3 separate regions of the Homo sapiens genome follow, and regions 1 and 3 are each linked to region 2. A link is an interaction called in ENCODE POLR2A ChIA-PET data of the cell type or tissue named here. Cell type or tissue: Caco-2. All regions are shown on one strand.

Region 1 (2,500 bases), 490 kb after region 2:
TTTAAAATTCAGAGGCAGCTTACAGTAATGAAAATAGAGACCAGAAGGGTAGTCAAGAGAGCAGAACCATAGGGCTTCTAAATTTAATTAACACTTAACAGTCCCATATGAGATTTTGTGTGAGCAAAGGATTCTACGGCTAAGAAGTATAAAAAAAAATTCAGCCTCCGTTCATCAAAAGATCACCAGCATCCCAGACAGCACTATTTTAAGGGTGTGCGTGTGTGTGTGTGTGTGTGGGTGTGTGTGTTGGAAAGTAGAGTGGGTATAGAACACACAGCTCCTGATCACAAGAGGACTGTGGTCAAACCACAACATCTCACACACACCCATCATTACTAAGCATCCTATAAACAACTGTAAATGTAGTGGCATAAACTGTGTCACTAAGTTCATAAAATGCCACGTGTCTGGGTACGGTGGCTCACGACTGTAATCCCAGCACTTTGGGAGGCCAAGGTGGGTGGATCACTTGAGGTCAGGAGTTCGAGACCACTCTGGCCAACATGGTGAAACCCCATTTCTACTAAAAATACAAAAATTAGCAGGGCGTCGGGTGTGTGTGTGTGTGTGTGTGTGTGTGTGTGTGTGTGTGCAGATTTCTATGATGTCAGCTCTCCAAACATAGCCAATTTGGCACTACTAACATGAAGTCAGCTGCTTGCAAAAGTCATGACAATATGTAACAATCAGCTCTCACTGGCCAGCACCAGCTGGCTCTAGCACATCACTGGAATGGTTCACTAATTTCAATAAGTCAAACCTGTCAGATCTATCTCAAATTAAGTTATGTCATGATGCCCTAAGCCTCAGCTGACATTTTCAGTGGTGATTTCAAAGTTCTGATCCACTACCAAGGGCTTATCTGAGGGACAGCTGTCCCTGAGAAAAGGAAATCAGATATCTTCTTTAAAAATTCTCTCCCTCATATCCAATTTAAAATACTTAATTGTATTCTTCAACTTTTTTCCAGAAATAATCACTTCCATCAAGGATAACTCTAGGATTGCTCTCAGTCAAAACCAACCAACCAAGAAGGTAATGCTGGCAGTACATACACTTTCTGGTACCTTGAGACCCAGGAAATAGGAGCCGCAGCCATTGGGCTCTTGGGGCTTGTAGCCAGGTCTGGGCATTGGTGCCTTTCCTTGCAGGAGGAAGAAAGGAAAGAAGCAAGAAGAAATATTTAGAAATCAAGCATTTGGGAACATTCATCAAATGAAAATTTTCTAAAAGCATATTTCACTTTTTCTTTAAAAGTCACTGTTCCTCACATCCAAATCAGGTGATGATGATGATGATGATGTCACAGAAGAATAATGACTTTCAAACCACTTTGACTTTTTCCCCTAATCTCAAAAAATTTCATGAGCACTTTTTTTTTTTTTTTGAGACAGGGTCCCTCTCTGTTGCCCAGGCTGGAGTGCAGTGGTGTGATCTTGGCTCACTGCAACCTCCACCTCCTGGGTTCAAGCAATTCTCCTGCCTCAGCCTCCCGAGTAGCTGGGATTACAGGCATGTGTCACCACGCCCAGCTAATTTTTGTATTTTTAGTAGAGACAGGGTTTCACCATGTTGGCTAGGTTGGTCTCGAACTCCTGACCTCAAGTGATCCACCCGCCTTGGCCTCCCAAAGTGCTGGGATTACAGGCGTGAGCCACCACACCCAATAAGCACTTATTTACTGACATTTCTAATGTTTTTTAAGTGCATAACATTGAAGATAAGGGCCATGGCAAAACCCAACTAAAACTCAAGGTTCCTCATTCCTTCACTGCAAGACCACACACCACTCAAAGAACAAGCAGAACACAACTTGATCGTACACTTAAGGAATCCGAATTGTAGCAGCACCACAAAAGGGTTTAACTTGCAGGAAATTCAAGCAAGATTCCATAAACGTAGACAGAGTATTATTGAGTAAAGAGCAAAGAAATTACCCTGATGTGATATCTTAGGCATTTCTTTCATAGAACTAAGCAGAAATGATCTGAACAGCTTTGAATTTCTGTTTTTTAAGATCTTTCAAATGTGTAGAGAGAAGCTTTATCAGTTGTATCAATGGCAGTGCTCACAGGTAAAGATAACCTTGACCTGAGATGACCTCAGGACAGCCATCTGCAGTGGGTATTTTATCCCATTATCCAGATAAGAAACTCGGGCTAAGAGGTCGCATGACTTGCCTACCATCATAGAGAAAGTGGGGGAAATAGGATATAAAGTCAGATTTCCTGTTTGTCTCCAAAGCCTATGCTCCTTCACCACATATCTGCCTCTTTTTAGGAGATACAAGACCCTAGTGTAAGACTGGGGAAATGTGCTAAGAATAATTAATCCTTAGAGTAAGGCATATGACAGTTTCTTTCTTTCTTTTCTTTCTTTCTTTTTCTTTCTTCCTTTCTTTCTTTTTCTTTCTTCCTTCCTTCCTTTCTTCCTTTCTTCCTTCCTTCCCACCTTCTTTCCTTCCTTCCTCCTTTTCTTCTTCTGCTTTTCTTCTTTC
Region 2 (2,500 bases):
TGTATCACTGTCATTCTCCTTTCATAAAGGAAAAAAAAAGAAAATATTTTCCCCCTTAAGAACAGGAAAACCATGAAGTCCTTTAATGATAACAATTGTAAAAAACAGCCAGGGAGAAAATTTGCAAGATTTCTTTTACAGTGCTGTAACCTATTGGTTAATTATAAGTTTAGCTGTCCCTTGCTAGACAATTAAGCTTTGTTTGTTCGTTTTGTTTTGGTTGTTTTAGATAGGGTCTCACTCCGTCACCCAGGCTGGAGTGCAGTGGTGTTATCATGGCTCACGTAGCCTCGACCTCCTGGGCTCAAGCGATCTTCCTGCCTCAGCCTCCAGGGAGCTGGGACTACAGGCATTTGCCACCATGACCAGCTAATTTAAAAAATTTTTTAATCTGGGCATGGTGACTCATACCTGAAATCCCAGCACTTTGGGAGGCTGAGGCGGGCAGATCACATGAGGTCAGGAGTTTGAGACCAGTGTGGCCAACATGGTGAAACCCTGTCTCTACCAAAAATACAAAAATTAGCAAGGCATGGTGGCAGGTGCCTGTAATCCCAGCCACTCAGGAGGCTGAGGTACAATAATTGCTTGAACCCAGGAGGCAGAGGCTGCACTGAGCTTAGATTGCACCACTGCACTCCGGCCTGGGTGACAGAGCAAGACTCTGTCTCAAAAAAAAAAATTTTTTTTTGGTAAAGACAGGGTCTCACTATGTTGCCCAGGCTGGTCTTGACCTCCTAGGCTGAAGCAATCCTCCCACCTTGGCCTCCCAAAGTGTTGGGATTAAAGGCATGAGCCACTGCACCTGGTAAGTTTCTTAGAGTACCACAGACAGACCATTAAGTCAGGTTATGTTTTAAATCCTGCAGCAGTAAAGCGTTTTTTTATTTTTTTCTTTCTGGTCATCAAGTTAATTAAGGTTTTCTTTAGTTTTTTTTTAAAAGCAACTTAAGAAACATAAACGATACTTCTCAATTTTGTGGTACTTTTTCATTTTTAAAATAGCTAATGAGGAATGTTTCATGCTTAAGTATATTGGTCTATCTCTAGATCGAACTTCACATTTACAAACATGGCTTTTAGGAGTTCCCACATATGTTTGGGAAGTGGAGTGGGCAAAATCCTGGAGAAGACAGAATTGTTGAAAGCGGGGCTGATACCCCAGAATGTGCCTAATATACTAGACCATAGATGCCACAGAGAGCTGGAGAGGGAGTGGGCATCAACATGTATGTGTACTTTGCCAGGCTTTCGTCCACATCTGATATTTACTAATTCAACACTATTTCCTGAAAATCTGGTTTGTGTTCTGTCTCTGGGAAGCACTAAGGAAATAATGGCGGGCCCAACACTCTCGTGAAAGTTCTCAGGGAGTGTTTGCAGAGAGACAGGTATTTAACAAACAATGAAATGACTATGTAATTAAGTGATTTGAAAAAAAAGTACAGAGTCCTTTGGAAATGTGTAACAAAAATGTGATCTAATTTGGGGTGGAGAGGTGGTGAAGCAGGAAAAGATATGAGTGAGGTTTAAGTGAGCTCTGAGCGATAAAAACAAGGTAACTAGGTGAAGGAGAAGGAAGAGAGCTCCAGGGAAATCAATAGTGGTGCAAAGGCTCTTAGTTAAGAGTGATTGATGAGATGAATCACGTAGTTAGGCGGCAACTGAAGTAGCCCAAGCAAAAGACAAGAATGGTGGTGGAGACAGAGACAGGTGGTCAGATGAGATGATGTTTCTGACAGTGATTGTGCGAATGGAGGTGACTGAAGGTATCAGTGCCAAACAGGTTCTTTTCTGCTTCATACACATTCCGGGGAACTAACTCTAACAACTTGCAAAGCCTGTGGTTGCATGGCTTTCTCACTGCTAATCTTAAATCTTTACTAAAACAAAGTCAGATCATGCTTTGTTTCTGCCTTGCAGGTCTTTCTCTTGCTGGTGCTAGCAGAATATTCTCATGTTTGAAATTATACTTCCTTAAATCTTTATTTTTTTAATTCTTTTTTTTTTTTTTTTGAGATGGGATCTCACTCTCTCATCCAGGCTGGAGTGCAATGGTGCAATCTCAGCTCACTGCAACCGCCACCACTCGGGTTCAAGCGATTCTCCCGCTTCAGCCTCCCAAGTAGCTGGGATTACAGCTGTGCACCACCACATCTGGCTAATTTTTGTAGAGATGGGATTTCACCATGTTGGCCAGGCTGGTCTTGAACTCCTGACCTCAGGTGATCTGCCTGCCTTGGCCTCCCAAAGTGCTGGGATTACAGGCGTGAGCTACTGCGCCCAGTCCCTTAAATCTTTTTTTTTTTTTTTTTTTGAGACAGAGTCTTGCTCTGTTGCCAGACTGGAATACAGTGTCATGATCTCAGCTCACTGCAACCTCCGCCTTTCTGGTTCAAGTGATTCTCCTGCCTCAGCCTCCCAAGTAGCTGGGATTATGGGCATGTGCCACCATGCCCAGCTAATTTTTGTATTTTTAGTAGAAATGGGGTTTCACCAT
Region 3 (2,500 bases), 260 kb after region 2:
TTTTTTCTTTTTTGAGGGGACCCCTAGGGTATACTTTGTGTGAGTATCTGACTAGATATAGATATAGATGTCAATAGTTTGGTTTTGTTTATTTATTTTCTTGTTTTAACCCCAAAGAAAATGAAATCTTGTTTTCTTTTTATTTTCAGCTGTGACTTAAACGTTAAAATGCTGCCTAAGCACAGTTGAGATAGTAAAACAGGATTTTAGTGTAACATATTACAGAATTTTGGAATATTCATTTACTTAATGGACAGCTGAACTCCAGTCAGTGCTTTCTTTAAGTTTAATGTCTCATCCTGCATTGGTGTTCGATTCAGAATGAATTCAAGTTCTTAGTGTGGCCAACTGCCACAAAGTTGGGTGAACTTTAAATACATAATGGCTTTCTGTTTTGTTTTGTTTTTGAGATGAAGTCTCGATCTGTCGCCCAGGCTGGAGTGCAGTGGTGCGATCTCAGGTCACTGCAACCTCTGCCTCCCTGGTTCAAGCAATTCTCCTGCCTCAGCCTCCTGAGTAGCTGGGACTACAGGCACATGCCACCATGCCCGGCTAATTTTTTGTACTTTTTAGTAGAGATGGGGTTTCACCATGTTGGCCAGGATGGTCTTGATCTCCTGACCTCGTGATCTGCCCCCCTCAGCCTCCCAAAGTGCTGAGATTACAGGTGTGAGCTATAGCGCCTGGTTAATGGCTTTCTTTTTAATGATTCTAGAGCTTTTAACATGAGAAAGTAGAAAATGAAAGGAAACTATAATAGATTTCTTGCCTAAAATGGGTGTTCTTTGTAAGATGAAAAGTAGAGACAATCTGAGACCCTGAGTTATGGATCCGAAGGTCACATCACAGCCAGCATTAGACAGTCATAGCACTAGTGGAAGAAAAGGCAGAAGGTAAACTACTGATGGGAATGCTGTCAAAGGAGCTCACTTGGAAAGGCCATTCCATCACCTAAGGTTTTTTTTTTTTTTTTTTTTTTTTTTTGGTGGAGGTGGAGTGGTCCTTTATAAGGAAATTACATTATGTTCAATCAGACATACAAGGACAAAAATCTTTTATTTTTAAATTGTGAAGTATGTCATGTCTATAAAAAGTAGAATAATATAATATACAACCTTTAGCTTGAGAAATTGAACATTATGATTATAATTGCTGCCCCCAAGTACCATTCCTTAGACCTCTCTCCCAAAAGTAACATTCTCTTAAATTTGATGTTTACCATCCCATGAGTGTGTTTATCCTTTATCTACACCTATCTTATATAGTTTTGTAAGAATGTTTTAAAACCTTATTTAAAAGGTATTAAACTGGCCGGGCGCAGTGGCTCATGCCTGTAATCCCAGCGCTTTGGGAGGCCAAGGCAGGTAGATCACCTGAGATCAGGAGTTCAAGACCAGCCTGGCCAACATCATGAAACCCCTGTCTCTACTAAAAATACAAAAATTAGCTGGGCATGGTGGTGGGCGCCTGTAATCCCAGCTACTTGGGAGGCTGAGGCAGGATAATTGCTTGAACCTGGGAGGCAGAGGTTGCAGTGAGCCGAGATCATGCCATTGCACTCTACCTGGCAACAAGAGCGAAACTCTGTCTCAAAAAAAAAAAAAGTATTACACTGTATGTATCCTTCTGCAAATCTTTTTTTTTTTTTTTTTGGAATGGAGTCTCCCTTTGTCAACCAGGCTGGAGTGCAGTGGTGCGATCTCGGCTCGCTGCGATCTCCACTTCCTGGGTTCAAGTGATTCTCCTGCCTCAGCCTCCTGAGTAGCTGGGACCATAGGCGTGTGCCACCACACCCAACTAATTTTTGTATTTTCAGTAGACATGAGGTTTTGCCATGTTGGCCAGGCTAGTCTTGAACTCCTGACCTCAAGTGATCTGCCTGCCTCGGCCTTCCAAAGTGCTGTGATTACAGGCATGAGCCACTACGCCTGGCCTTTTTTTTTTTTTCCCTCTTAATACTTAAAAAAAAAAAAATTAGGCCAGCACAGTGGCTCATACTTATAATACCAGCACTTTGGGAGGCTGAGGTGGGAGGATTGCTTGAGGCCAGTAGTTTGAGGTTACACTGAGCTATAATTGGGCCATTGCACTCCAGCCTGGGGATAGAGCAAGACTGTGTTTCTTTTTTTTTTTTTTTTTTTTTGAGACAGAGTCTCACTCTGTCCCCCAGGCTGGAGTGCAGTGGCACAATCTCCATTCACTGTAAGCTCCATCTCCCGGGTTCACGTCATTCTCCTGCCTCTGCCTCCCGAGTAGCTGGGACTACAGGCGCCCACCACCACTCCCAGCTAATTTTCTGTATTTTTTAGTAGAGACAGGGTTTCACCGTGTTAGCCAGGATGGTCTCGATCTCCTGACCTCGTGATCCGCCTGCCTTGGCCCCCCAAAGTGTTGGGATTACAGGCATGAGCCACCGCACCCTGCCCAAGACTGTGTTTCTTAAAAAAAAAAACCCAAAAAACAAAAAAAAACTTATTTAGTTGATACATGTGGTTCTGGT

Evidence for each region. Peaks named below come from ENCODE experiments on the same cell type or tissue, not always from the same donor. Only the 100,000 strongest peaks of a DNase experiment are listed, where the experiment ranks them.
Region 1: POLR2A ChIA-PET joins it to region 2 with 6 read pairs; 2 of 35 experiments call an interaction of 5 or more read pairs at or near these places.
Region 3: POLR2A ChIA-PET joins it to region 2 with 6 read pairs; 2 of 35 experiments call an interaction of 5 or more read pairs at or near these places.

What each region holds. Positions count from the first base shown.
Region 1 is chr10:72,941,594-72,944,093 of GRCh38, forward strand. It overlaps PLA2G12B (phospholipase A2 group XIIB), which reads right to left. Exons shown (of 4, transcript NM_032562.5): 2 at 1,059-1,147. LOC124902451 (a long non-coding RNA gene) reads left to right here and starts at 553. Exons shown (of 3, transcript XR_007062191.1): 1 at 553-1,038. In Caco-2, no CTCF peak of the experiment used is centred here; no DNase peak of the experiment used is centred here.
Region 2 is chr10:72,448,727-72,451,226 of GRCh38, forward strand. All of the region lies in intron 8 of MICU1 (mitochondrial calcium uptake 1), which reads right to left. Among named protein-coding and RNA genes, the nearest start is that of DNAJB12, 95 kb to the left of the region's middle. In Caco-2, no CTCF peak of the experiment used is centred here; a DNase peak (open chromatin) is centred at 1,345.
Region 3 is chr10:72,709,587-72,712,086 of GRCh38, forward strand. The region is part of intron 1 of MCU (mitochondrial calcium uniporter); the gene reads left to right. Among named protein-coding and RNA genes, the nearest start is that of MIR4676, 10 kb to the right of the region's middle. In Caco-2, no CTCF peak of the experiment used is centred here; no DNase peak of the experiment used is centred here.